Regions from separate parts of the Homo sapiens genome. Here region 1 is linked to region 2. A link is a loop called in an ENCODE intact Hi-C map of the cell type or tissue named here. Cell type or tissue: dorsolateral prefrontal cortex. All regions are shown on one strand. Links, peaks and the distances in the headings refer to the core of each region. The heading gives the core; the rest is flanking DNA. Region 1 overlaps DAG1 (dystroglycan 1). Region 2 overlaps TRAIP (TRAF interacting protein).

Region 1 (14,935 bases), core at 6,362-14,361, 300 kb after region 2:
GAAGCTGAGGCAGGAGAATCGCTTGAAACCGGGAGGCGGAGGTTGCAATGAGCCGAGATCACACCACTGCACTGTACCCTGGGCGTCAGAGCAAGACTCCATCTCAAAAAAAAAAGAAAAAAACATCCTGCATCCCTTGTTCCTTTGTGTTCCCCTAGACAAGCCTCTGGGCTGGCTTTGCCTATCTCATGCATGCAGGCAGTCATCCTCCTTTGGCCAGTGCATACCTGACTCCTACTCAGTGCCAGGCCTGGAGAAGACTGTGAGACCTGCCCTTGAGGAGTTCTGTTTGCAGGAAGAGAGTGATAGGCACACAAATTATTTCCAATAAACTACAGAAAATGTCACCAGAATCTCTATTGTGATCATGTCCCCCACCCATGTCTGTTTCATAGATTGGGGGAGAACAGGCCCGGGTGGAAAGTCATGCACTTATGCCCTCTCCTGACCAGCCCACATGTCCTACCCCAGCCAACAGTGGTTCAGGCATGACTCTGACTGCTCATGGGAAAGAGCAGCTTGCTCAGCCCCTCCATCAGACTCAGTTCTGCATGTCTTTAGGGAAGTCTCTCAGAGAGGTCCTTACCTCCCGACTCCTCTGTGGCTCTTCTACTGCAAACCCAAGGACACTTCTGAGAATCACCCTTTACCATCAGGAATCTCAGGCCACGGGACATAGCCACTCTCTCCACTGAGCTCTATCTCTGTCCTAATCAGAATGGATTGTAGTAGGGGCTTGTTTGTTCTATCATCTTTACCAAGTGCCCAGGGAGCTCCCAGAAGCCACTGGAAAAGCTTCTGCCTTCCAGGAAAGATAGAATGGGGTAGGGAATGAGTCCCTGATAGTGAAGCAAGAGCCTTGTGGCAAGGAGAAAGGTCCATAGTGCCAGACACGGTGGCTCATGCCTGTAATTCCAGTAATTTGGGAGGCTGAGGTGGGCAAATGGCTTGAGCCCAGGAGTTCAAGACCAGCCTAACAACATAGTGAAACCCATCTCTACAAAAAATACAAAATTAGCCAGGTGTGGTGGCATAAGCCTGTAGTCACAGCTACTCAGGAGGCTGAGGCGGGAGGATCACTTGAGACTGGCAGGCAGAGGTTGCAGCGAGCTGAGATCGTGCCACTGCACTCCAGCTTGGGCAATAGAGTGAGACTCTGTCTCACAAACAAAAAATTGGCACTTTTTGAGCTCTAGGATGAGGACAGCACTGTGCCAGGCCCACAGGATACAGCAGAAACCAAGACTGCTAAACTCTTCTGCCCTCACTGAGCTTGTGATCTCGAAGTCTGGTCTTTGCCTGTCTGCTGCTCAAACCAGGCCCTGAACCTGGAGAGCTTGACTTCTGGCCCTCAGTACAGGACCACTACCCTGCCCTATAGTGGTGGGTGTAGTCACAGCATCACCAGGCCAGGCCATGAGCACTAAAATCATACTCAGGCATCAGGGTTGTCTGAGGAGAACCCCTCTTGGCTCCTCCAGGTTCTGGGCTGGGTGGTAGCAGGTATCAGTCAGGTAGCCACATCTGGGTTACCACAGCTATGTATGTATTAAAAAACCCCTCCAGCTGGAAGGCCTGGCATGGACATCAGCTTTCTGAGAAGGCAGTCTTTCTGACAATGAGCTGACAGTACAGACTGAAAATTCCTTTTAAGGCTGGGCAAGGGACATCATCTGCTACCAAGAGAACAAGAAAGGTCACATATTCAGCTGAGATTCCAACCAGGCCCACCTTCCATCTCCAGCTCTGCTCCAGGGATCTTCTTGGGGCTCACAGGGTTGGCACATTCGTCTCCTAGCCCTGCATGATCATGAGCCTCTCTGAGGAGGATGGAGTTCCAGGAGTAAGCTCATGTGCTGCCTGAACCCAGGGCAGGGTTTGGGGCACAGTGATTGCTGAGTCAGAGCCACTGGGGTCACACTCAGTACCTTTTCAGCCTCTCATATGCATTCTAATCATTACTTTGGACACAGGAAGGCAGAGTTACCCCCTGCCCCAAGCATACCATGTGCTCCTCAAAGAAGTCCAGGAATACACATCTTCAGCATCCCCCAGGAAACTGTTAGGAAGATGCATAGGAAGAGAGCAAGAGACAGGAGGAAACTCAACAGCCAAACAGGTTTATTTACAGGAATAAGCCTGCGAGGCGTCCCAGTCAGGAGTCTGCCTGAGACCCTGATCGATTACAAGCTGAGGCTTTTATAATAAAGTTTCTACTGGGGAGGGGTTGGGGAAGTGCTGGCTGGCTGGGACTGTTGCGGACTTTTCCAGCTGGGGGTAGATGTAGTTAGGGCTGTTATGCTCTGTTGAAGCTATAGGCAGGGTTGACATTTGCTTTGTTTCTGAGAACACAGTAGCCAAGGTTGTAAAATGGCATAACTATTGTTAGTCCTCATATTCTCCCCCTCTTTGTTTTAATTATCTCTTTGGATAGGGTTTTTAGCAGAGGGGTAGCTACTCGTTCTGACTGCTTCCTGCTGGTTTAGGGGTGATGGTGTGGGGGGAGGTAGCCTTCCTCTGGTGATGAAGTCATTCACTCTTTCTGTGGCAGGAATGCCACCTTTATATGTCCCATTGTGGTGGCCTGAGCAATTGAAGTAACTCTTTCTAAAATGAACTTTTGAAAACAATTTAGTGGCCGGGCGCAGTGGCTCATGCCTGTAATCCCAGCACTTTGGGAGGCCGAGGCGGGTGGATCACGAGGTCAGGAGATCGAGACCATCCTGGCTAACACGGAGAAACCCCATCTCTACTAAAAATACAAATAACTAGCCGGGCATGGTGGCAGGTGCCTGTAGTCCCAGCTACTTGGGAGGCTGAGGCAGGAGAATGGCGTGAACCTGGGAGACAGAGCTTGCAGTGAGCCAAGATCGGGCCACTGCACTCCAGCCTGGGGGACAGAGCAAGACTCCATCTCAAAAAAAAAAACAAAAAGACAACAATTTATCAAGCAGGGTAAAAACAATGAAAGGACTGATGAAAGGGAGTACCCAAGGGAGGAAAGAACTGAAAAAGTCATTGGCGGGTTGTTTGCGTAGACGTTCTGCAATCTTTCTAAGTTTGGATATTCCTTCTTTTACCAATCTAGATTTGTTTGTAAAGAAACAGCATTCTTGGCTGGGCGCGGTGGCTCACGCCTGTAATCCCAGCATTTTGGGAGGCCGAGGCAGGCAGATCACCTGAGGTCGGGAGTTTGAGACCAGCCTGACCAACATGGAGAAACCCCATCTCTACTAAAAATACAAAATTAGCCCAGCGTGGTGGCTCATGCCTGAAATCCCAGCTACTTGGGAGGCTGAGGCAGGAGAATTGCTTGAACCCAGGAGGCAGAGGTTGCGGTGAGCTGAGATCATGCCATTGCACTCCAGCCTGGGCAACGAGCAAAACTTTGTCTCAAAAAAAAAAAAAAAAAAAGGAAAGAAAAAGCATTCTTCTTGCAGGAAGAGGCATAGACCTCCCTTTTTTGCAGTGAGGATGTCTAGTCCCCTATGGTTTTGAAGTACTACTGCTGCAAGGGAGTTTATTTGATCTTGTATGTGATCCAGTTGAGTTGCTATTTCCATTAGTCCCTCTTTTAGTTGGCTAGACAGGGAAACTGAAAAAGCTATAAAGTTGTGGAACTAAAGCCTATTGCAGAAGAGATTCCGAGAGCAGCGAGGATTGGAATTACCTGGATTGCCCTTTTTGTTTTGGGGTGTGTGTGTGTGTGTGTGTGTGTGTGTGTGTGTGTGTGTTTGTGTGTGTAGTGGCAGGAGAAATTCTTGGTCTTTTGTGGCAACAGACAAGGGAGGCATAACTAAGCTAAAGTGCAAGTTCCAGTCCAATTAACAGACAGGCAGTTGTAGAAATTATGTCCACATGAGAAGAAATAAGGGCTGGAGGGGGCTACACAGGCAGCAACATCTGCTTGAAATAATATGTGGTAGTTTGAGGCATCCCGACCTGATCCTCCTTCCCATTCAAATGACACAAAAGAGGAAGCTAGGTGGTCATCGGTTAATAGTTGGAGAAGGGGGTAATGAGTTACCAAAGGTATTTCTGAGAATAGTCTGTGTTCAGATGAATCAAGAAAGAATTGGGTTGGACCCGGAAGGGGAAGAAGTTGGCATTTGGATTTTTCATGTCTACCATAGATATTGAATAAAGGCAATGTATTAGCTGGCCCTCACCCACTGCAAAAATCTGACCCTTGAGGCTGGGTGCAGTGGCTCACGCCTGTAATCCCAGCACTTTGGGAGACCGAGGTGGGTGAATCACTTGAGGTCAGGAGTTCAAAACCAGCCTAGCCAACATGGTGAAACCCCATCTCTACTAAAAATACAAAAATTAGCCAGGAGTGGTAGTGGGTGCCTGAAATCCCAGTTACTTGGGAGTCTGAGGCAGGAGAATTGCTTGAACCTGGGAGGCAGAGGTTGCAGTGAGCCGAGATCTCACCACTGCACTCAAGTCTGGGCAGCAGAGCAAGACTCCGTGTCAAAAACAAAAAAAATCTGACTCTTGGTTACATTCATAAGCATTACTACATATAGGGAGAGAAAATCTTAAGGGGTAAGAGGGCGTGGCTTTGGCTGATGAGTTGGGTCACTGATGAGAATGGGTCACTTGCTCCTGTTGTAGAGGAATAACTACAATCTGTTGTGTGAGAGAGAGAAAGAGGCAGGTTACAGTCCGAGCATTTTAAAGACCCTTCTGGAACTCTGTTTAAGGAGCAGGTGAAACATATAGGGGCCTGAGTAGTGAGTGGAGTGGTGGTTCCTATAGGTCCTGTAACCATGAGGCTTTGGATAGGGGATAAAGTTTTTAGTTGTTTGAGAACGGCCTGATGCACCTTTTTGGCTATGGCTGTGGCAGGATCAGTACTTGGTTCCCAGAATGCAGATCCTAAGGTAGTTTTAGTAATGGTGAGGGTTGCCAAGGAATTGGTCCAGGCTTCTAAAGGTCCAGGGAGATAATGGTATATTGGGAACAAAGGGGGCATGCAGACCCAACAGAGTTCTGTGGAGCCTAAGTTGGCCTGTTTTAGTAAGTTGTAAGACAGCTGCAAGGTATGGTTTAAGTAAGGGGAAGAGTGGTACTAGAAGGAGACAAAGAACAAAAGAAAAAAAGGACATTTGAGATGGAGTGCAGTCTGCAAAAGTTTCCTGCAGCCATATCTCATAAAAGGAGGAGAAATAAATTATGGGGGGTGGGGGGAGCCTGGATACCAGGAAAGGTCTTCTACAAGGCAGCAAATAAAATTACTGAAAGAGTTGGTGGTTAAAGAATTGTGGGGAGTCAAGTGATCTTGAGTTTGGTGGGTCCTGTAAGAAAACAAGAAAATTGAGACAGGTTGGGATTAAGAGGAGGAGCCCTTTTAAGTTTTGAGAAATGTATCCAGGGAGCTATGCCCTTTAATTTTGCTGCAGTGGGGGGAATTGGTGGTTGTTAAAATGCCAGCTTTTAGTAATCTGGTGATGATGGGTTTTATTCCCTTAAGTCCAGCCTGACTGAGGGGATATTGGGGTTGTGAAACAATTTGGGAAGGGGCCTTAAGTTTTATTAGAAACAGCTGGTGGTATATGGCAACAGTGGGCTGAGAAGTGTCCCATACCATTGGGTTAACTCCTTGGATTGAAATTGTTGAGGACTGGGTTTGGGCTTCATTGTTTTCTGGCTGGCAAAGGAGCAAGTATGCAGGCACCTACGGTAAGGCATTCAATTGTAATGTGGCCCCAAATTTGTTGATTATATCTCTTCTAATAAGGAGTGTAGGACACTGTGGAATTACTACAAATGAGTGAGTAAAGGCAGTATTGAATAAGGTGCAGTATAATGGAGGTGTTTGAGAGTGAGCGGTAGGGTGGCCATCAACCCCAACAACAGAAATAGAGGAACAATTTAGGGGTCCATAATACTCTGGAAGAACTGAGAAACTTGCCCCAGTATCCAATAAGAAGGAGACTGGCTTACCAGATGCCATCCCAATTACCCCGGGTTCTGGAGACTCACATGGCATGGGTACAAGCAATCCCGGGCACCGTCAGTCTTCAGCTGCTAGTGTCAACAAAGAGGAGAGGTGTCCCTGTGGTGGGTTTGGGGACTGACTGGAGGATGCTGTTGAATGGGAAGGGCATTCTTGTTGAGAGCAGTCCATTTTCCAGTGTCCCCATTTGCCACATATAGGGCAAGGCTTTGTTGGAGGCCATGGGTTTGGGCAAGCCTTTGCCCAGTGTCCCGGATTGCCACGTCAAAAACAGGTGCCGGGGCCCTGAGAAGGTGATTTCTCCTTGGAACCTCTCTGGAGGGCAATGGCCAGCATCTGGTATTTAATCTTAGCCTGTTTCTCCTTTGGCACTTTATGTTCTTCCTCCCTGTTGTTGAAGACCTTGAAGGACAGATTTAAAAGGTCCCTTTGTGGGGTTTGGGGTCCCTCCTCTAGTTTTTGCAGCTGTTTCCTGATATCTGGTGCTGATTGTGAAATGCAATGTAAGTGAAGATAGGTTTGACCCTCTTGTGATTCAGGGTCTAGTTTTGTGTATTTGAGCATAGTCTCTAATAACCTTGATAGGAAAAGAGCTGGATTTTCATTTGGGCCTTGGGTTATTTCTCTAATTTTTTCATAATTTACTACCTTATCGGCATGGGCACATTTTTCCATGCCAGCCACGAGACAAGTGACCATATGGTTACGGCATTGGGTGCCAGGGTCCCCCTGTTGTTAAGTCCATTCGGGGTCGGCTAGGGGAACAGCAATGGCCGCAACAGGATTATGGACTGTATCCTGCTGATGAAGTGTGTCGGCATGGGCTTGAGCAGCTAGCCAAATATGCTCTTTCTCATCTAGGGTGAGAGTGGCTGACAGGATAACATAAATGTCATGCCAAGTAAGGTTATGTGACTGAGTAATATAAAGAAATTCCTTCTGGAAGTGGGATGGGCCAGTGGAAAAGGAGCCAAGGAGCCTCTCAACCTCCGACATGTCTGAGATTGAAAAGGGAACATGAACCCTGACTATGCCTTCTGCCCCAGCTACTTTGCAAAGGGGAAGGGTGGCCGGGGTCTGATTTTTTTTTTTTTTTTTTTTTTTTTTGAGATGGAGTTTCACTCTTGTTGCTCAGGCTGGAGTGCAATGGTGCAATCTCGGCTCACCGCAACCTCCGCCTCCTGGGTTCAAGAGATTCTCCTGCCTCAACCTCCCAAGTTGCTTGGATTACAGGCATGTGCCACCATGCCCAGCTAATTTTGTATTTTTAGTAGAGACGGGGTTTCTCCATGTTGGTCAGGCTGGTCTTGAACTCCTGACCTCAGGTGATCTGCCCGCCTTGGCCTCCCAAAGTGCAGGGATTATAGGCATGAGCCACCGCACCCAGCCCTGATTGTTTTTTGAATGAGTGACAGGTGGATAGGGGAATGAGAGAGATGGCAATGGTGCTGGCGGCTCTTGGGGAGCCTGGGGCTGGAGATATGGTGGACATTCCTCAGCAGGGTTGAAATTCCTTTCAGGGGCTGAAGGGGAGGGGTGAAAAGGGGACTGGGAGTTTTCGTTTAGCAATAAAACTTGATGAGGGGAGCAAGACTGATAGAGGGAAAGTTTTGAGTGTAAATACATGAAATCTTGGATATAAGGGACCTCGGACCAGTTGCCATTTTGTTGTAAGAAATTGTTAAGATTGCTCGGGCTGGGCCGAGCGCGGTGGCTCATGCCTGTAATCCCAGCACTTTGGGAGGCCGAAGTGGGCAGATCATGAAGTCAAGAGATCAAGACCATCCTGGCAAACACGGTGAATCCCCTTCTCTACTAAAAATACAAAAATTAGCTGGGCGTGGTGGCACGTGCCTGTAGCCCCAGCTACTCGGGAGGCTGAGGCAGGAGAATCGCTTGAACCTGGGAGGCAGAGGTTGCAGTGAGCCGAGATTGTGGAGTGCACTCCAGCCTGGTGACAGAGCGATACTCCATCTCAAAAAAAAAAAAAGATTGTTTGGGCTGGGCATTGTGGCTCACGCCTGTAATCTCAACACTTTGGGAGGCCAAGGCGGGCAGATCACCTGAGGTCAGGAGTTTGAGACCAGCCTGGCCAACATGGCGAAACCCCATCTCTACTAAAAATACAAAAAACTAGCTGGGTGTGGTGGTACACACCTGTAATCCCAGCTACTAGGGAGACTGAGGCAAAAGAATCTCTTGACCCTGGAAGGCAGAGGTTGCAGTGAGCTGAGATTGTACCACTGCACTCCAGCCTGGATGACAGAGCGAGACTCCGCCTCAAAAAAAAAAAAAAGAAAAAAAAAAAACGATTGCATTGAAGTTGGGGCTTGAAAGTGCCACTTTCCGGCCAGTAACTCAGTAACTGACATTATCCAGTTTGTACTGTGGCCAGGCCACGGTGCAGAAGAAAATTAACTGTTTAGGTTTTATAATGTCAGTAAGTCCCAACTGAACGTTGATTTTGTTGTTTTTGTTTTTGTTTTTGTATGACAGAGTTTCGCCCAGGCTAGAATGCAGTGGCGAGATCTCGGCTCACTGCAACCTCCACCTCCCGGGTTCAAGCGGTTCTTCTGCCCCAGCCTCTCGAGTAGCTGGGACTACAGGTGTGCACCACCACACCTGGCTAGTTTTTGCATTTTTAGTAGAGACGGGGTTTCACCATGTTGGCCAGGCTGGTCTTGAACTCCTAACCTCAGGTGATCCACCCGCCTTGGCCTCCCAAAGTGCTGGGATTACAGGCGTGAGCCGCTAGGCCCGGCCTCTCTCAAGACCTTTTGCAACGGAAGTGGGAAGTGATCCTAGACTACTGGCTCCAATTCCCTAGAAAGGGAGCTGGTCTGGCGTGAGCTCTGGACCATTTTGGCAGGCTCCAAACTTGGTTTTGCCCTCTATAGCCTAAGGATGCGACACCATGCGGACAGAAGACAACAGCACCCTCAGCCCTGGCCCTGGCCAGCTCCCAACTGGATGTCCCTGCTGTTCCAATGCATGCCTAGAGCTGTGAAGACTGCTTTGGGAAAGGTGTTTCCTGGGGTTTCAGGGTACCCCCACTCAGGGAAAGAGTAAGTCGCCAGCAGCCTCATCCCACGTCTGCTTCTAGTGCCAAGCAGGGGGACCCAATCACACAAGTGGAGGCACCTCATCTCCATCCAGTACCCTCCCAGATCTCACAGTACCCTATCAGGCTACCCCCTTTAGGCGGTGCCCTCAGGAGCTCTCTGGCTGGAGGAAGGAGAGACAGAGAGGCCCTGCAAGCGCTGAGCTCTATCTATACCGTGTGCAGGTCCCGCGCTGGCTCCGCGGGGCACGGGGCCTGGAGGCAGGCAAACGCTAAGGCGAGGGAGTACGCACAGGAGGGCTCCTTATTGGTTCCCCACCTCTGAATTAAAGGTTTGCTGACTGGGGTCTCGGTAGCGGAAGCCTGGGCCCCAGACTCGCCCCTCTTATTGCCTGCTCGCTTCCCTTGCCTAGGGAGAAGGGCACTGGCGAATCACAGGCTCCCCAGTTGCAGCTACACTCGCCCCGATGCCCTCAGGGACTGTGCGGCAGTGGTGGAGAGAAGACAAGTCTAGTTACACCACCAGCTAGCGGCCGCGCTCGGACTGGCTCCCCGCGGTTGGGCTACTCGCGGGCTTCGCCCCGCCCGCCCGCCGGCCCCACGGCCTTAGCCCTGCCCACAGCCCCGCTCGGCCCCGCGCTGCCGGAGATTTTCGTCCGCTCCCGAGCGGCCTCAGCTCGACCCACGGCCGGCCTCCGGAGGCTAGCGCTTTCCGGGAGCTGGCGGCGTTATTAGCCCCGCCCACAGCCCGACTCTTCAGCCCCGCCCACCGCTGGCGACTTAATCCTCTGGCGCCACCTCCTGGGAGGCCGCGGACACTGTCTCCCTCTTCGGCCCAGAGCTGCTCCTGGCAGTCCACTCTGCTGGGCTCACCTGGGGGGCATCTGGAGCCACTACCAAGGTTGGGAGCTCTCCCTATCCCCAGCCCGAACCTGCCCAAGGCCCTGCGTCTCGCCACACGGAGCCTTCACAGGGACATGGACAGAACAATTCGTCTGACCCGAACTGAGACTCTAGGATAATCGCCACCAAAACTGGGGGTAGTGGGGCTAACCAGGGCCCCAGCAACCCGGTCTTCATGCTGCCCATGCCCTAGGCTGTCCTTAGGAGGGCCCCTCCTGCAGGAGCACCCGAACTCCAGCTGATGGGAGCCCCCACTTTGAACCTCTTGCCGAACCTCCTCTAGATCTTCTAGGGTCCCCACAGGGAAATGGTACCCAGCATTTCTCCATAGGTGCTTCAAATAATTCTTTGCTGCTCTACAACAGGAACAGAATTTCATCATCAGAATTAAACCTGGCCGGGCACGGTAGCTCACGCCTGTAATCCCAGCACTTTGGGAGGCCGAGGTGAGTGGATCACCTGAGGTCAGGAGTTCAACACCAGCCTGGCCAACATGGTGAAACCTTGTCTCTACTAAAAATACAAAAATTAGCCGGCCGTGGTGGCGGATGCCTGTAATCCCAGCTACTCCAGAGGTTGAGGCAGGAGGATCGCTTGAATCCGGGAAGTGGAGGTTGCAGTGAGCCGAGATGGTGCCACTGCACTCCAGCCTGGCCGACAGAGCAAGACGCTGTCTCAAAATAATAATAGTAGTAGTAGTAATAATAATAATAATAATAATAATAATAATAATAATAATAATAAAACCTAAAGTGTTTGGGTCATATTTAGAACTGAACACGCCTCACACTAGCCACAAGACCCAGACCAATAACTCCCTTGCCCTCTCTGGGCCTCAGTGACTTTGCCTCAAGGTAGTTGTGAGGAAGGTGAGCAAAACAGGGAAAGAGTCACCAATGGATTTGGATTTTTAAGATATTGAAATCCCAGGCCAGGCGCGGTGGCTCACGCCTGTAATCCCAGCACTTTGGGAGGCCAAGGCAGGCGGATCACAAGGTCAGGAGATCGAGACCATCCTGGCTAAAACGGTGAAACCCCGTCTCTACTAAAAATACAAAAAAATTAGCCGGGCGTGGTGGCGGGCACCTGTAGTCCCAGCTACTCGGGAGGCTGAGACAGGAGAATGGCATGAACCCAGGAGGTGGAGCTTGCAGTGAGCTGAGATTGGGCCACTGCACCAGTCTGGGTGACAGAGCAAGACTCCATCTCAAAATAATAATAATAATAATAATAATAATAATAATACAAAAAATGAGCCAGGCGTGGTGGCACACACCTGTAGTCCCAGCTACTTGGGAGGCTGAGGCAGGTGAATCGCTTGAACCTGGGAGGCGGAGGTTGCAGTGAGCCAAGATGGCACCACTGCACTCCAGCCTGGGTGACAGAGCGAGACTCCGTCTCAAAAAAAAAAAAAAAAAGGAAATCCCAGCGCTTTGGGAGGCCAAGGCGGGAGGATCACTTACTTGAGGTCAGGAGTTCGAAACCAGCCTAGCCAAGATGGCGAAACCCCATCTCTACTAAAAAAAATACAAAAATTAGCTGGGTGTGGTAGCACGTGCCTGTAGTCCTAGCTACTTGGGAGGCTGAGACATGAGAATCGCCTTAACCCCGGAGGCAGAGGTTGCAGTGAGCCAAAATCACAACACTGCACTCTAGCCTGGGCCATAGAGCAAGACTTTCAAAAAAAAAAGAAAAAAAGAAAAAAAGAAATAGGCCGAGTGCAGTGGCTCATGCCTATAATCCTAGGACTTTGGGAGGCTGAGGTGGGTGGACTGCCTGAGCTCAGGAGTTCGAGACCAGCCTGGGTCACATGGTGAAACCCCATCTCTACTAAAATACAAAAAATTAGCCAGGCGTGGCAGCATGCACCTGTAGTCCCAGCTACTCAGGAGGCTGAGGCAGGAGAATTGCTAGAACCCAGGAGGCGGAGGTTGCAGTGAGCTGAGATTGTGCCACTGCACTCCAGCCTGGGCGACAGAGCAAGACTCAGTCTCTAAAAAAAAAAAAGAAAAGAAAAGAAATAGAGAAATGAAGCTCACTCTTGAAAGACTGATGCTTGAATTGGGCCTTCTTTGCTTTAGGGGAGCTAGGAAAGGGCCTCTCCTAGGAGCTTGTTCAACCTGTGGGCAACAAGGGGAGGCGAGGCTGTGGGCTACAATGAGGTAAGTAGTGTGGAGCCTCCAGCCCCCCCAAGACTGGTGGTATTCTTTTCTTTTTTTCTTTTTTTTTTTAGACAGAGTCTCAGCGTTTCGCTCTGTTGCCCAGGCTGGAGTGCACTGCAGTGGTGCAATCTCAGCTCACTGCAAGCTCCACCTCCGTGATTCATGCCATTCTCTTGCCTCAGCCTCCCGAGTAGCTGGGACTACAAGCGCCCACCACCACGCTCAGCTAACTTTTTTATATTTTTTAGTAGAGACGGTTTCACCATGTTGGCCAGGATGGTCTCATCTCCGGACCTCGTGATCCGCCTGCCTCGGCCTCCCAAAGTGCTTGGGATTACAGGCGTGAGCCACCGCGCCCGGTCCCAAACTGGTGGTAGTATTCTAGAGGCCAGGCTGGCCTAGACACACCACAAGATTTTCCAGCTAACAGCCCTTATCCCAAGACTAGCTCAAAGATCTAGGCCTAAGGCAGTGCCTTTATGACAAGAGAAAATGCAGATTCCTCTAGCATTTTCTAGAGACCAGCACTGTCTCCAAGCCAGGCCAGAGTCATTCCAAGTCAGAGGAATGTGGGAAGGCAGATTCCTGTAGGTCTGATGTTCCTTCTTTCCTACTCTCCTGTCTACGACCCTCTAACCCCAGCTTAAAAGACCTGAGCAGTCCTCATCCAAATCAAGGAACAGGGATCTGGCAGGAGTGCCAGGGGTCAAGGGTCTGCTGGGCTAAACAGCGGATACTACCCCATCCCCCAAAAGAGGCAGGGCAGAGCTGAGGCCAGAGGTCCTTCTGGCCTTAATGTTCTCTGCCAAGACCAAGTATTCCCTTACTTGAATTCAGAACAGTGAGTCCACTCATTACCCAGTGGCTTCAGGTTAGATGTTAAGCAAAAGTTCCTGAGGTCAAGAGAATAACGACGGGGTCATTTCCTGGGCCCCTGCTGCTAGGCCTAGGGAGTGAAGTGTGTGCTGGGGACAGCCTTTCCTGGCACTTAGCATGGTGCACATTCAGGTCCTAACTCCAAGTAGTTGTTGGACCTTCAACAACCCCCCCACCCTGGGAATCAGCTCTTATCTGCAATATCGGACCAGCCTCTGTGGGTCTTTGAGCAGAGGAGCAGGGGTCATGGTAAGGAGCCAGGGATGGCAGAGTTGAGCCCAGAAGAGGCACCAGTTGTTCTGTGACCAATCACTCGATTCTGCCCCTTTGCCCCTTGAAACACAGCTGCTGCATCTCCTGCCGCCCACACTCCGAGCAGTGTCCTAGGACAACCCATCTGCCCCTTCCTGGGCACTGAGTCATGATCAGCCTACCCAGCTGGACTGTCCATCCCAAGCCAGGGACTGAAGGTCACCCCCCAACCCCCAGAACCTACAGGCCAACCAAGGCAGAGCAGCCTGGCCAGAAACCATTGTTCCCACCCCAAGGCCAACACAAACCTGCCTTGAGACTACCTGGGAGACTAGCCAGTCCCAAGCCCACAAGATAATGCAGGCAGGAGGTGGGGTAGAGCTGCAGCCAGAGGTATCCCTAGGTCCCCATCTTCACAGAGACCTGGCCTGAAGGAACCCTACCCAGGAGGTACAGGGGCTGACACACTCTGGGGCAGAAAACCCGTGACACTTTCCCACCATCCTCCTTCCCAGCCAGTCTCACTGGTTTCTCTGCTATCCCCCACCCCTTACAGAGGAGGAACTGAGGATGTAGGAGACTTGTCTTAGCTGATTCACAGGCAGAAGAGGGGTGAAGGGGGCATTACATGTTGGCAGAGTTTCTGGAGTGCACACCCAGCCCTCCCAGCACAGAAATGGTAAGGCTTACATGGAGGCCACTGGGCCAACCCCAAGTGGACCTGGCTGAGTCTCCTCTTCCCCGTCACATGAGCCCCCAACCCCTCATGTCCAGGAACCTCTCCAGATGCCAGGGAAACAGATGCCCAGATGCAACGGCGTTGTAATAAAGACACTGCTTTTATTTAGTTTGATATGTTTCTTTACAGAATGCAGAAAACACATCTTAAAATCATATAGAAGGAAATAAAAACACATCAGTGGTTGGTGAACACTTGAATGTGAGATTGGCTCTCCATCTCACAGAGTCCAACGACCATCACCAGCCCAGCGCTCAGGGGAGCAGGCTGCCTGCAAAGGCATTGTTGCTGTTGTTATTCTGTTCACTGCCCCATCGCCTCCAGTTGCTATGGCAACAGGCCATTCTGGGCCAGCCACGTCTCTGCATGGCAGTGCCCAATGGTGGAGTTGCTAGGGGCGACGGAGCTGTTTGGAAGGCCTTTCAAAGCCCTCACCTGGAACATTGGGAATTGTTTATTTTTTGATGAGGTCATCAGAAATAATCTCACCAGGTCAGATCCCACTTGTGCTCCTGTCTCTGGGGCACCAGGGAAACTCTGACTTGGAGGCATGAGCCCAGTCACCAGTGGTCCACTGAGCCCGCATTTACAGGCTCCCCCACAGGGGCACTGCTCACTCCAGAGTACCCCCTGGGGACTGGGGCAGGGGAGAGGGGCTGGGCCCTGTGGGAGAAGGCGCAAGGGGAAATGCCCTCTGGAGAGCAGTAGGACAGAGACCTCTCCCCCCCTCCTACCAGCCCTCCCCTCCTGAGGCAGCACACACAAATCCTCTGCAAAACAGTCGATATGGCTTAGAAGTAGCTGCTCTGTGTGCAAAGGGAGCCTGGGTCCACCCACCCACCCTCAATCAGGGAATGGATACATTATTGCGAAAGGCATTCCTCCCTAAAAAGTACCCAAAATAACGCTTCAGACATCAAGAAAAGTCATGCTCAAAATGGTTTCTTCCACAGGAGGAGAATCGAAGCAGAGTGGGCGCC
Region 2 (14,935 bases), core at 4,592-12,591:
CAGCCCCAACTTGGGGTACCTGCAGGAGTAAAGAGGTCTTTTGACTCTAAAGGATGTACTTTGAAAAATTAGGTCTGAGAACAGGCCTGACATGCATGTCAGGCAGGTAGTCAGACCCATGTACAACACTCTCCTCCTTGCGCATGACCCAGCTACACAATCATACTCTTACCTTGTTCTCCCATCCAGGTTGGCAAAAGAACCATTATCAATAAGCTCTTCTTTGATCTTGCCCAGGAGGAGGAGAATGTCTTGGATGCAGAATTCTTAAAGGTACCCAGAATTTATCTGATTCTACTGAACTCCAAGCCTTGTGCGAGTTCACTTTTCTTTTTTCTTTTCTTTTCTTTTTTCTCTTCTCTTCTCTTCTCTTCTCTTTTCTCTTTTCTTTTCTTTTCTTTTCTTTTCTTTTTTTAGAGACAGGGTCTTACTTTGTTGCCCACACTGGAGTGCAGTGGTGCAATCATAGCTCACTATAACCTCAAACTCCTGAGTTCAAGGGATCTCCCCACCTCAGCCTACCTAGTAGCTAGGACTGTAGGGGTGCACCACCATGCTCGGTTAATTTTTTTATTTTATTTATTTATTTATTTATTTATTTATTTATTTATTTATTTTGAGATGAAGTCTCACTCTGTCACCCAGGCTGGAGTGTAGTGGCGTGATCTTGGCTCACTGCAACCTCTGCCTCCTAGGTTAAAACAATTCTCCTGCTTCAGCCTCCCGAGTAGCTGGGACTACAGGCACGTGCCACCATACCCGGCTAGTTTTGTGTTTTTAGTACAGACGGGGTTTCACCTTGTTGGCCAGGCTGGTCTCGAACTCCTGACCTGAAGTGATCCACCCACCTCGGCCTCCCAAAGTGCTGAGATTGCAGGCGTGGGCCACCGTGCCCAGCCCTAATTTATAAAAAAAAATTTTTATAGAGATAGGGCCTTGCTATGTTACCCAGGCTGGTCTTGAACTCTTGGGCTCGAGCAATCCTCCCACCTTGGCCTCCCAAAGGGCTGAGATTACAGGCATGAGCCACTGTGCCTGGCCTGGGAGTTCACTTTCTATTTCCACATAAGTGGAGGGTTCCTGGAATATGGAGATGAAGTTATAGAGGTGAGACTTGGTACAGTTTTCAAGGTGGGGACACAAAAATCAGAGGACAACTGATGAGACACAGTCATCAGAGAAATGCACTGTGAGGGAAGAGGGGAGCTGCTTGACTGTAAACCCTCCCTTTGGGATTTCAGGTCAATTCCAACCTGAATTCTCTCCTGCGGTCTTGTCTCCTCATCTTTTAAAGAACCTACAGCCATCCTGTACAGCCTACTTTGCTGCTTGGACAGTTAGTGACAGATTAGAAAACTCTTCTACTCCCCAGCCACGGGAGATTTTTGGATTCAGTGTTCCCTAGCCTGCCTGTGCCTCAAAATTGCCTGGGGAGGCTGGGCGTGATGGCTCACACCTGTAATCCCAGCACTTTGGGTGACCAAGGTGGGCAGATCACTTGAGCCCAGGAGTTCAAGACCAGCCTGAGCAACATGGGACCCCATCTCTATTAAATAAAAAAAGTTAAAAGAAAAAAAATTGCCTAGGGAGCTTGGTATAAAGTCAGATGCCTGGGCCTTCCCCAGACCAGAGCTCTTGGAATCAAGAGTTGCAGCTCAGGTGGGAATGGATATATTAGGGGAAAGTGGGTAGTTTCCCTCCTATACGTCTAACTGCTTCCCCTCCTAATCTAAAATTTAGCTTTTTTTGTGTGCAAGCAGGCTGCGTTGGCAGAGAACTCTTGAGGAAGTTGGATTTGGGTTCACAAATGATCCCTGGACTCTGAGGGTTAATTTGCTGGATATCTGTCAGATCAGAGTTCATTTGGCTCTGGCCCCAGGGTGTCATGATGTCCTTGGAACCTCACTGCTTCAGGAACATGGAGCTTTTGTGCTTAGAGCAAGCATGTTCATCGTCATGGTAACTGCTCCCAGTTTTAAGTAGTGTCTTCCCTGTGATGAAGGCAACAAAGGCAGTTTCATTTATTTCCAGCTTTCAAAGCCAGGTTTGTGAGACAGGTAGCAACATCTTGGGTAGTTTGGAGCAAGGGCTTGGAAGCCCCTGCTGGAGTGTGGAAGAAGTCAGGGGACTATGGGTAGTGGTGCAGCAGCCATGTCCTGGTATCTGTTCTCAGGCAGCCCTTGCGTGCTCTTCCTTACCCACCACCTCCACTCCCAGCTGTTCAGCCTATGCTAACCAGCCCAGCCACCAGAAGCTCTTGCCCCCAGAGTCCTAGGTGGAGAGTTTGACAGTAGGGGCTTGTTTACCCACTGGGCCTGGGCCATACTATTGGTCACATGTGAAATTCTGAGTCTTCTGTTGATCTTAGACAAGTGATCTACAGTAAGGTTTGCCTGGATTCCATCTAGCTACCACCATGGACCCTTGGTCAAGCGTTTCAGTTTTGTAAAACCTTGGATTTCTTTGTTATGGAGCAGGCACCTCTCTTGCTCATGGGGATGTTGAGTTCTGTGGCATCCTGAACAGGAACTGGGTTCAATTCTGCCACAGCTTCTCAATGATTCTGTGGCATGGCTGTGAAACATTTGCAGGGGCTTTGAGAGGCTCACTTGATCCTCACAATAGTCTAGTTAGAGACTAGACACATGGGAGGTTTCATCCAGGGGTACAAAGCTGTCCTGGCATAGCTACCTCCATTGGATACTAGGTCTGGAAGGTTTGTGGTACACAGAGCCAGTTCAGAGCTTGGAGGAAAGTCGACTATGAATCAGGAAGACCCAGGGTGGAGAGGAGGAGTAGTCGCCCAAGGTCCTTGGCCATTCCTATTGTGTGTCCCTGGTGAGTCAGCTGATGCCCAGAGGGAATGAGACCAACATAGAGCGATGAGGCCAAGGAAGTGATAGAAACTTCTGCTATGGAGACTGATCACAGGGGCCCTACTTTAACTTCCCTTCCACTATTCTACCTCTTTACCTGTCCTGGGGCCTTGCCCCTGAGATTGTTTTCCTCCATCTTACCTACTTTTCAAAAGGGCACATAGAGCTACAGCAGTGCTTATCTTTCCATTGTTAGCTTAGCTTGGCCTTGAGGCACTGCAGGATTCATGCCCTAGAAGGCCTCATTGTTCAATCCTGGGGCTCCCCACAGCCTTATGGGAGACCACGTGGAGGTCAGCTATGATGCTTTCCTGCTGCTTATTGTGGGTATTGCCTTTCAGAATGAACTGGACAATGTCAGAGCCCAGCTTTCCCAGAAAGGTGAGTTAGCAAGAGACGAGGGGTGCTGGGAAGCCCCTGACTTGGATGCTGGAGGAAGGGGGCCCTAGGAGGAAGGTTTCAAACCGTTTGGGAGAGCCAGGGCCTTTCCCTGCTTTGTATGTCCAAGAGTCCTGCTAGCTGTTGTGGTGGGCAGAAAAAGAGAGGGAAGGGAGGTGACTGAAGCTGTTCACCTAGACCAGGTGAGCCTCTTGTCTCTGAGTGCAGCTTCTTGCCCAGGAACCAAGATGGGAGGGGGTTACCTGATGGGACTGAATATCTTCGGGAGAGGGCTCAGCTGCTGAGTTTGGCTGGAACCTGCTTGAGTCCTGGGTTGATGAACTAACTGGACCCATGGCAGGTAGGGAATGGGCAGTAAAATATTTTCCTAAGTAGTTCAAGCAGCAGAAGGTGGGCTTTTCCCTGAATGAAGGCTCTGGCTCAGCTTCTCTGGTTTGGCACATCCCAGAGAAAGAAGCGGGCCACCCAGCTTTCAGGCCTGAGCCTTGTTTCTCACCTGCCTAAGGGATGAGGCACTGAATCCAAGGGCCCAAGTTCTTCTGCTGATGGATGGACAGGCCTTTCCCTTTCCTCCGCCCTCTACCCCTGCTCCAGACAAGGAGAAACGAGACAGCCAGGTCATCATCGACACTCTGCGGGATACGCTGGAAGAACGCAATGCTACTGTGGTATCTCTGCAGCAGGCCTTGGGCAAGGCCGAGATGCTGTGCTCCACACTGAAAGTAGGTCCTCAGGTTTTATGGGTACAGAATTCATAGGGAGGTATTGCCCCAGAACTGGACTCCCCATTCTGGGCTTATCTTCTGGTTCTGCTCCAGTCATCACCTTGGTTTGGGGAGTTGTAAAATAGAGGCAAATCACTTCTTCCCCTTGCCCTTCCATACTGTACCCATCCATCCCATAAGAAAAGGGCCATATTGGCTATACTTGTGGGTTTTGTACTAGGTAGTTTGAAGAGTCAAGGCCTTCCCAGTACCTCACAGAGGGGATGCTCAACTAAGACCTCAGTGAGGCTGGGCCATATTTCCGAAAGTGGTTCATACTCTACTGATGAGGCCAGCCTGAAGAACCTTCCATTAGCACTCTAGTCCTTGGCTGGGCTGCTCTCCTGAGCCAGATCAAACAGCATCCTAGGGAGGAGCAAGGGCCTTTGAAGTCAGCTGTGCTGAGCTGACCAACCAGATCAAAGTCTGCAGAGTGAACAGCCTTAGACCCAGATGAATTTTGCATCAGCCTGGGTTGGTGAGCCTCTTGCTCTCCAAGGGGCATGAGAGGCGATTGATCTGAACCCACGATTGATATTCTGGCCTTGTAGGCAGGAGCAGTCCTTGCTGGATGCCATTTGAAAGGGAAAGGGAGCCATCCTTGTGAACAGACAAGGCCCCAGGATATTCATTGTCTCTGTTCCTGCTTGGGGGCTGGGCTGGATCACATGGTCTGGCTGGTGGGAGGGAGCAAACTGGCACCTGGCTGCAGAGCAGGAGTCTCTCATGGTATTCTCAGGTCAGAGACAAGTGGTCTTAGGCTGAAGGCAGCCTGGCCAGCTTCCCCTGGCTCAATTATTCATTCTTGGCAACTGTCCATGGGTCTGGGTGTTGGATGGTGAGGCCTGGGTTTGTGCTCTGGACTTCTTCAGCCACCTGCACAACATGTACCATGAGGCCCAGACCACTGGACCTTGGCAGCCCACAGTGGGCCTGTAAATGCTGGCAGTGGGCTGTGTCTACTGTAAGATACCTTTCAGGAGGAAGCAGGCAGGGAGGTGAAGAAGCAGCTGGCTTAGAGCCTTTTAGAAGAAGAAGCACAAGCGAGAGTGGGACCCAGGAGCTTTACCTCCTGGGGTTTGGGAGTACATGGTTATCAGCATTTTCAAAACATAAGCTGCAGAGAGTTCTGGAGCAGAGTTTTCCTAGTGACTTTAGCAATGGCTCCTGAGGGCCTCCAAGCATCAGGTATGGGTGTATTTGCTCTTCAGAAGCAGATGAAGTACTTAGAGCAGCAGCAGGATGAGACCAAACAAGCACAAGAGGAGGCCCGCCGGCTCAGGAGCAAGATGAAGACCATGGAGCAGTGAGTTTGGAGCTGGGTCCTGCACTGTGCCTTTGCCCCCAGGGCCTGCAAGTGGTACAGTTCTTAGGACTGCAGCAGGGAGTGGGATTGGGTCATGTCCGAGGCTCAAATCTCCATAGGCCATGGAGGGCTCAGGTCAGCTGGGTGTGGGCACAGATCTTAGCCTCTATGAACTCTTCCCCCATTCCAAGGAATGGGAGCCCTTGCCACATTCCTCCCTGTCTCTGCTGCCTGTGGCCAGATGACCTGGTGGGTCTTTCCTTCCAGAAACCTCTCTCCAGGAAATCCCTGACCTTGAGACCCTCTTTCAGCACCTCTTCTTTCTCAGCAGCATCCTTGGAGCTATGCTCATCTCTGCCACAGGGCCTTTCCTTGGGCACACCCACCTACTAAAGCATCCTGGCAGCCTAGCCTGTTACCTTAGCAACGGCAGCAAAGGAAGGCAGAGCGGCACTGGGTACCTACCCATCAGCCTCCAGATTGCAAATGCCGTGGGCTGGGTGTATTTTTCAGGATTGAGCTTCTACTCCAGAGCCAGCGCCCTGAGGTGGAGGAGATGATCCGAGACATGGGTGTGGGACAGTCAGCGGTGGAACAGCTGGCTGTGTACTGTGTGTCTCTCAAGAAGTGCGTACTGTGGCCCCTCTCAGCAAACACAGGAGATAGGCCATGGGGCCCCAGCCGTGTCATTGCTCCCCATCTCTTGTAAAGCAGATGGAACTAAGGGGCAAACTCTGGAGCCATGCTGCCTTTGTTTGAACCCTGATTCCACCTTTCAGCAACTATGTGGCCTGCTGCCAGTTTCTTGGCCTCTTTGACCCTCAACTTCCTGAATGGAAATAGTAGTAGACCTGCCTCATAGGATTGTTGAGGATTTAGTGTGAATCTTAAGTGCTGTTTCTAAGGGAGTTGACCTAGCTCTCTGGGCTATAAGCCCCATTGTGATTGATATGTAGAGCCTGTTCCCCATTAGCACTATGATCCTGCCTGGCTGGGATCAAACTCTACTCATATTCTTCACTCTGGTGGGTGTAAGGTTGGCAGGAAGGGTGGAGGGCCACTTAGCTGAGAGGCATAGAGGGTCCAAGATGCCTCCTTTAAGACCAGGTGGTTTAGGGAGCCCCCTAGTGAGACTGGGGCTTTCTGCATGCCCTCTCAAGTCACCAGTGCCTGCAGGACAGGCAGGAGGAAATAGTCACTTCCTTGCATTCTCTGCAGGACCCTCCACAGTGCCACCTGGTACTTGTTGGGCTCAGGTGTCAAAGTAGGAATGAGAGTGAGTTGAGGGGTTGGGCAGTGCTTTGTGTTAGATTAGTGCTGTGGCTCAGTCTGACCTGCAGGTGTTCTTTTCTGGCATCTCTTTCCATGGCCACATTGCAGAGAGTACGAGAATCTAAAAGAGGCACGGAAGGCCTCAGGGGAGGTGGCTGACAAGCTGAGGAAGGATTTGTTTTCCTCCAGAAGCAAGGTAACTTAGCAGTGAACAGAGGTTGAAGGAGAAGTGGCTCTCCTTTTGTCATGTTCACTCTGGTCTCCTGAGCAAGGCCATGGGACCTGATGGCACAGCTGACTCCCTGGGGCAGCTGGAGGACTTACAGAAATTTGTTACCAGTCCTTACTGGGCATTGGCCTGAATATGTGGCTTGTCCACTAGGGGTGGACAGATCACAGAGGTATCCCCCAACATGTGGACACTGATGCTCCCCTCTGCTCTTCCTGGCTCCTGGGTACCTCTCAGCTGGCTGGAGAGCACAGGCCTCAAATGTGACAGCATCAGAGGCCTATTTTTGTACCACATCTGGAGTAGAAGGGCTCCTGGAACCTGATTCGGTCAGCACAGCTGCTTTTACTTCTGGCATGGTGCATCCACAGGCTGCAGGATGTAGGAAGCAGCCTTTGCTTCTAGGCAGCTCCGGATGTGCATTGCCAGACTGAGGCCTAGCCTCAGAGAGCTGGGATCTCTGCCCATATCTCTAGTCTCTTCTGGGCTACCTTGATCACTCCCTGGGGAGCAGCAGGAGGGGGCAGGGCACAAGGCTACCACTTGGCTTGTCTTTCATTCCCTACACTTTCTTATAGTTGCAGACAGTCTACTCTGAATTGGATCAGGCCAAGTTAGAACTGAAGTCAGCCCAGAAGGACTTACAGAGTGCTGACAAGGAAATCATGGTGAGGGACATCCCTGGCTTGACAGGAATGAGGGGTGGTTTGTGTGCCCTCCCAGAGCAGGGCTGGGCTATCTCTGCCCAGGACCCTTGCACCAGTCAGTGGTGGTTCTGGGCCCCTGCATCCTCCTGGGTCAGGGTGTGCCCCTTGGCCCTGGTCCGGACTGGAGCCTGGGCCTCCTCAACAGAGGGCAGACAGAACCATGAGTCTTCCCTCATAGTCTGTCCTGCACTTACATCCCTGAGGTCCCTTATCAGAGGAGGGGCTCTACCTGGGGCTTGGCCTCCTGAGCCTAATGATGAGGTATCAGGCCTTGCTCTGTTCCCAGTGGGCTGGCCTTTCATGCATGCTGCTCATGTCCTCTGCATTATCTCCGGACTTGATGCCTCAGCCTTTCTCTCACACACTTTTCTTTCCCTCCCCAAGAGCCTGAAAAAGAAGCTAACGATGCTGCAGGAAACCTTGAACCTGCCACCAGTGGCCAGTGAGACTGTCGACCGCCTGGTTTTAGAGAGGTTTGTTGAGCCTTGGGCGGTACAGGGGTCACAAGGTGGGAGAGCTTTCTGGTAACAGTCTTTACTCCTCCTGGCTTTGGTGGGGTGGGTGACCTCTGTGGACCTGATGTCTGCAGACAGCCTGCCCTGGGAGCCAGCCAAGATTTAGCTGGCAAGCAGCCTTGAAGCAAATTAGGCTCTGACACGGAGAGGCCAGAGAAGGCCAGAGGACCTAGAAGTGGTCTGAGAATAGGGCAGAAGCACTGACTGTCTTGGGGCATCCTGTTTATGGAGTAGCTCCCCACATTTATCTGTCCACCCCAGATTTTGAAACAAATATGAAACCACTGTAAAATAATTCCCTTAGTGCCAGGAGTGCGTGCTTTAAAGCTGCCAGCAGAGGGAGCCACGAGGCAGAAGGATTGGTGTCCCTGCAAGCATGGGCATCCATTTCTGCTCCTGAGAGTTTCACAGAAGCAGACTAGCTGAGAGCATCCTCAAGGCTACCTCCTGCCTGCCAAAAGTCCCCAGCAAGGACCCAGACAGAAAGCACACAACTCCTGTCAGTGGCCCCAGTCTTTTTTTTTTTTTTCCTTTTTCTTTTTTTAATGGAGTCTTACTCTGTTGCCAGGCTGGAGTGCAGTGGCACTATCTCGGCTCACTGCAATCTCTGCCTCCTGGATTCAAACAATTCTCCTGCCTCAGCCTCCTGAGTAGCTGGGATTACAGGCGCGCACCACCACGCCTGGCTAATTTTTTGTATTTTAGTAGAGACGGGGTTTCACCATGTTGGCCAGGATGGTCTCGATCTCCTGACCTCGTGAGCCACCTGCCTCGGCCTCCCAATGTGCTGGGATTACAGGCGTGAGCCACTGCGCCCAGCCCAGTCTTTAATCTTTTTTTTTTTTAGATGGAGTCTCACTCTGTTTCCCAGACTGGAGTACAGTGGTGCGATCTCGGCTCACTGCAACCTCCGCCTCCCAGGTTCAAGCGATTCTCCTGCCTCAACCTCCTGAGTAGCTGGGATTACAGGCATGTGTCACCATGCCCAGCTAATTTTTGTATGTTTTGGCAGAGACGGGTTTCACCATGTTGGCCAGGCTGGTCTTGAACTCCTGACCTCAAGCAATCTGCCCACTTGGGCCTCCCAAAGTGCTGGGATTACAGGTGTGAGCCACCGTGCCTGGTTGCTTTTGTTTACTTTCTTTACCTCTTCAGGGTGCTGGAAGGCCTGGACTCCTACAGCAGGTCCTTGATGAGTGCCCACTGCATGGCAGACCTTCTCTGTTCTCTTGGAGCTTATGTTCCAGTGGGATAGATGAGCTTGGAGCTTAGATGGCTAAGCCCACAGCCAACCAGCTATATACTACATTATAGAATCTGGTCTGTAGCTCCCAGTTGGGGACGGGCCCACCTCATTCTGAGTAAGCTTCATGCCAGGGCCTGCAGCCCATCTTGGTACAGGGAGGACAGCAATGGTCTCCCTTGGCTTTCAGGCCAGCAGGACACTAAACTTGACAAGCCTTCTTCTGTAAGCTGGGCTGGGCTTCTCATCAAGCCACATGAGGATGACTTCATTCATTTTTGTCTCCAGTATTTTTCTGGGCATAAATATTGAAGTGGTTGGCTGGGTGCATTGACTCATACCTGTAATCTCAGTGCTTTGGGAGGCCAAGGTGGGAGGATTGCTTGAGTCCAGGAGTTCAAGACCAGCCTGGGCAACATAGTGAGACCCTGTATCAAAAAACTTAAAACTTAGCCAAGCATGGTGGCACACACTTGTAGTTCTAGTTACTCAGGAGGCCAAGGCAGGAGGATCACTTGAGCCCAAGAGTCGAGCTATGATTGTGCCACTGCACTCCAGCCTGGGAGACAGAGTAAGACCCCGTCTCTCTTGGAAAAAAAAAAAAAGTCCGGGCGTGGTGGCTCACACCTGTAGCCCCAGCACTTTGGGAGGCTGAGGTGAGTGGATCACCTGAGGTCAGGAGTTCGAGACCAGCCTGACCAATATGGTGAAACCCCGTCTCTACTAAAAATAGAAAAATTAGCTGGGTGTGGTGGCAGGCGCCTGTAATCCCAGTTACTTGAGAGGTTGAGGCAGGACAATCGCTTGACCCTGGGAGGTAGAGGTTGCAGTGAGCCGAGATCGTGCCACTGCACTCCAGCCTGGGTGACAGAGAGACTCCGTCTCAAGCAAAAACAAAAAAAAATTACGGTGGCAGGTCTGTTTGTTTTTAGCAAAAGCCCTTCTTTTAACTAGGCATTAGGCAGCACCAGCACAGTCTATTCTTGTGTTTGTTTGTTGGTTTGTTTGTTGGTTTGTTTGTTTTGAGATAGGGCCTCATTCTGTTGCCCAGGCTGGAGTGCAGTGGTGTGATCACAGCTCACTGCAGCCTCAACCTCCTGGGCTCAGGTGATGTGATCCTGCCTCAGCCTCCTGGGTAGCTGGGACTAAAGTGCTGGGATTACGAGCGTGAGCCACCATGCCCAGCCTAGGCACAGCCTCTTCTAAACTCATAGCCTCAAACTCTCAAAAATAGTTGTTGAATCCTCAGCAACGGCATTGCCCTGTCTTCTTTGTGTTCTGATGGCAAGACCCTCAGAACTACAAGTGACCTCAAAGACTCTGCCTCTACCTTTCTCCTGTGACTGCTAATGTGTTACTACAGAGGTCTGGAAGAAGTCTTAAGTTTTCTTGGGCCACCTACTCGGGAGGCTGAGGTGAGAGGATCACTTGAGCCTGGGAGGTCAAGACTGCAGTAAGTGATGATCACGCCACTGCACTCTAGTCTGGGCGACAGAGTGAGACCTGTCTCAAAAAAAAAAAAAAAAAAAAAAAAGTCATGTCAAGGAAGATGGAAGAGTAGAAAGCTCCAGGAATCCATCTCTCCATGGCAACAGTTGATCTGGTTGAAACCATCTGAAGCAACCACTTTGGAAATCTGGTCTAGTAGAACATTTCCAGTATCCAGGGGAGAGGGTGATGAAGAAGCTGGTAAACTTCAGTAAATTTTCACTGTTCTCATAGCAGCTCCACCTCCTGGGCTCAAGTGGTCCTCCTGCCTCAATCTCCTGAGTGGCTGGGATTGACTACAGGCATGCACCACCACGCCCAACTAATTTTTTGTAGAGGCAGGGTCTCACTTATTGTCCAGGCTGGTCTTGAACTCCTGGCCTCAAGCGATCCTCCTGCCTGGGCTTCCCAAAGTGCTGGGTTACAGGCGTGAGCCACCGCTTTGCTTTGCTTTGCTTTGCTTTGCTTTTTCTTTTTCTTTTTCCTTTTCTTTTCTTTTCTTTTTTTTGAAACAGTGTCTTGCTCTGTTGCCTAGGCTGGAGTACAGTGGTGCAATCTTGGCTCGCTGCAACCTCCGCTTCCCGGTTGAAGAGATTCTCCTGCCTCAACCTCCCCAGTAGCTGGGATTATAGGCACGCACCACCATGCCCAGCTAGTTTTTTGTATTTTTAGTAGAGATGGGGCTTCACCATGTTGGCCAGGCTGGTCTTTAATTCCTGATCTCAAGTGATCTTCCCACCTCGGCCTCCCAAAGTGCTGGGATTATAGGTGTGAGCCACCACACCCAGCCACCACCATTTCTTAATTTAAAATTAGGAAAATTAATAAATCTCTGGCTGGATATGGTGGCTGTACTAAAAATACAAAAATTAGCCAGGTGTGGTGGTACACGCCTATAATCCCAGCTACTTGGGAGGCTGATGCACAAGAATGGCTTGAATCTGGGAGGTGGAGGTTGCAGTGAGCCAGAATCGTGCTACTGTACTCCAGCCTGGATGACAGAGCGAGACTGTCGCAAAAACAAAAACAAAAAAAAATTAAGAATTTTTTTTTTTTTTTTGAGATGGAGTCTTGCTCTGTAGCCCAGGCTGGAGTGCAGTGGCACGATCTCGGCTCACTTCAAGCTCCGCCTCCCCGGTTCACGCTATTCTCCTGCCTCAGCCTCCCGAGTAGCTGGGACTACAGGTGCCCGCCACCACGCCCGGCTAATTTTTTGTATTTTTAGTAGAGACAGGGTTTCACCGTGTTAGCCAGGATGGTCTCCATCTCCTGACCTTGTGATCCACCCACCTCGGCCTCCCAAAGTGCTGGGATTACAGGTGTGCGCCACCGTGCCCGGCCAAGAAGTTTCTTAAGTTTTTTAAGAAGCTTCTTAATTTTTATAACTTTTTACTGCAGCAGTATTTTTTATTGTAGTAAAATATAAACAAAACTCACCATTGTAACCATTTTTAAGTACATTTCTGTGGCATCAAGTACATTTAATTGCTGTGCAACCATCACCACCATCCCACTCCAGAATGTTTTCATCTTCCCAAAGTGAAATTCTATACCCATTAAACAATAACTCCCCTTTCCCCTTTCTCCTCAGCTCCTTCACTTACCATTCTTTCTGTCTCTATCAATTTGACTACTTTAGGAGCCTCATATAAGTGGACTCATACAATATTTGTCCTTTTATTACTGGCTTATTTCACTTAGCATAATGTCTTCAAGGTTTATCCATGTAGCATGTATTAGAATTTTCTTCCTTTTTAGGGCTGAATCAGTAATCATATTTAATTTTTTTTTGAGACAGGGTCTTGCTCTGTTGCCCAGGCTGGAGTGCAGTGGCACGATCTCGGCTCACTGCAACCTCCACCCCCTGGGTTCAAGGGATCCTCCCACCTCAGCCTTCCAAGTAGCTGAGATTACAGGCATGTGCCACAATGCCCAGTTAATTTATTTAATTTTATTTTTTGTAGAGATAGAGTCTTAATATGTTGCCCAGGTCAGTATTGAACTCCTGGCCTCAAGCCATCCTCCCACCTCAGCCTCCCAAATTGTTGGTATTACAGGCGTGAGCTACTGTGCCTGGCAGTATTCATGTTTTAAATTTGCAAGCATTCTTTCTTGCTCTTTGAGTATGTCTGTTTTGCAAAGCATCATGTTCTTGTTTTATGGTCTCATATTTCTGTTTGTCTCAGAGTCAGTATTTGTGCACCATGGACTTTTTCCTGGGCTCCCCTCCCATACCTGGTGGTCCTTGGCTACTTTGGAGGCCAACCTATGTGGGTAGGGTTTGGGGGGGATGTGCAGACTGCTGGCATCATGTTGAGTCTTACCTGAACCCAGGATGCAGAAGGCTTTACTGTTGGGTCCAATAATATTGGCTGCCCTAGGTCATTGTACATAGTTTGTTTAGTGTCTTTGAGAAAAGCTCTTCTATTTATTGGCCCAGGGCAGCAGCCTAACTGCCTAGTGTTCTACCAATGCAGATTAGGATGGGGTGGAGCCAAGCTCACAATTTCATCAGTGTTCCAGTTTTCAGGCCTGTTTAATGCTTTTGCAAGGCCCTCCCTTTCCTTCATGGACCCCCTCCTTGTGGGTTCTGGCTGCTGTGTCAGTCTCTTGTCCCCTGGCCATGCTTTGTCTCCCAGAATTTTTTGGAAATCTCTGGGGGCTGATGGTGGTTGCCCCTTCTACTTGTTGCAGTAGGATTACCCTTCATACCTGTCATTTTAGGGAGGCATCAGCATGTAGCCACCACCCCCAACTACAGAGTCAATGTTAGGAAGATCTCTCTCATGGGCCCCAAGGGCCCCTGAACTCCAGGCTAGAGACAGCCAGGGAGACCTTTCCTTAGGGTAGGGTAAGGCCGCCAGGAGCCATGAGTTCATGGAGGAGATGTTGACTAATCCCATGCCACGCAGGCAATGGGCTGCTCAAGGCCTTAGCTCTGTTCTGGAAAGGGGAGCTTTGAGTGTCTTGCCTGGCTCCCTGAGGCCTCTGGCATGAAGCCCTGTAACTTGACCATGGGTGGGTGTCCCAAGGGTGATAGTGTCACTCAGGAGGGCCTCAAGCCAGCCTCAACCAGTGAGGGAAGGACTACTAAGCCCTAGGTTCTTTCTCCTTGTAGGACAAACAGAAAGTGGGAAGGAAAGAAAGTGGACCCCTGGCAGAAAGGGAAATAGGCTTCAAGCTCATGAAGGAAGAAGAATATAGAAACAGTCTAAGACAAGGCCGGGCGCGGTGGCTCATGCCTGTAATACCAGCACTTTGGGAGGCCGAGGTGGGCAGATCACGAGGTCAGGAGAGCGAGACCATCCTGGCTAACACGGTGTAACCCCATCTCTACTAAAAATACAAAAAATTAGCTGGGCGTGGTGGCGGGCGCCTGTAGCCCCAGCTACTCAGGAGGCTGAGGCAGGAGAATGGCTTGAACCCGGAAGGCGGAGCTTGCAGTGAGCCGAGATCGCACCACTGCACTCCAGCCTGGGTGACAGAGCAAGATTCCGTCTCAAAAAAAAAAAAAAGAAACAGTCTAAGAGAGGAAGAAATGTGTCCATATGATCCAGATGTGGATATGGGGAGTGAGGGAGGCACCGTGAGAACCTCCTGAGTCTTGAGTTTAGTGTTGTGGATGACCAGGAGGTGCAAGTGAATAAGCCTGGCTTGCCTTGAGCTTGGGCACCACTAGGCAACGCCTTAGGGGATGGCTGGGAGTAGAAAGTCCTGCCTTGAGCCACCTGGAGGGTAAAATTTACAGGACCCAGCGAGATCCTGCCTTCCTCTTGAGTTTACCTTTCCTAACCTGAGCCTCAACTTGCTGGGGTTGGTAAATGGTGGCAGAATATGGATACTGCAAAAAAGTTGGCATGAGTGGTCCTGGCTGCTGTGGTTCCCAGAGGAGGAAGCAAAGCAGCCAGCCTAGAGTTGGTTTGAGGTGGGTTTGTGCAGTCTTCATTTTAACTTGCAGGCGGGGACAGAGGTAGAGCTTCTAGGGTCCTGGACAGGGAAAGGAAGAAATAGTCCAGGCTGCCTGGATTGCTTAGCCACCCAAATCAATGCAGGTAGGCTTCCTCCCTCTGATGTGTACACCCCAGTGGAAGTGGGATTGTGGTGCAGCTCTGAAAAGTTCCTGAGGAAGGAAAGAG

The links. Peaks named below come from ENCODE experiments on the same cell type or tissue, not always from the same donor. Only the 100,000 strongest peaks of a DNase experiment are listed, where the experiment ranks them.
Region 1: a loop joins it to region 2, with 5 times the contacts of the local background. A loop is called at or near these places in 19 of 110 quality-filtered maps.

Annotation. Positions count from the first base shown.
Region 1 is chr3:49,534,717-49,549,651 of GRCh38, reverse strand. It overlaps DAG1 (dystroglycan 1), which reads right to left. Exons shown (of 3, transcript NM_004393.6): 3 at 14,037-14,935. It overlaps BSN-DT (BSN divergent transcript), which reads left to right. Exons shown (of 3, transcript NR_038866.1): 3 at 1-346. Among named protein-coding and RNA genes, the nearest start is that of BSN-DT, 12 kb to the left of the region's middle. RefSeq lists a silencer at 9,460-9,689 and enhancers at 11,896-12,396, 13,916-14,914. In dorsolateral prefrontal cortex, for the core only: CTCF peaks have their summits at 9,617 and 9,829 (motif pointing left); DNase peaks (open chromatin) are centred at 8,921, 9,651 and 14,281; H3K4me3 peaks cover 1,098 bases; H3K27ac peaks cover 3,857 bases.
Region 2 is chr3:49,832,863-49,847,797 of GRCh38, reverse strand. TRAIP (TRAF interacting protein) reads left to right here. Exons shown (of 15, transcript NM_005879.3): 3 at 190-273; 4 at 3,218-3,257; 5 at 3,870-3,997; 6 at 5,251-5,345; 7 at 5,859-5,972; 8 at 6,726-6,813; 9 at 7,425-7,514; 10 at 7,938-8,026. Among named protein-coding and RNA genes, the nearest start is that of TRAIP, 16 kb to the left of the region's middle. In dorsolateral prefrontal cortex, for the core only: CTCF peaks have their summits at 6,504 (motif pointing left), 8,187 and 8,392 (motif pointing right); DNase peaks (open chromatin) are centred at 5,797, 8,147 and 8,417; H3K27ac peaks cover 3,221 bases.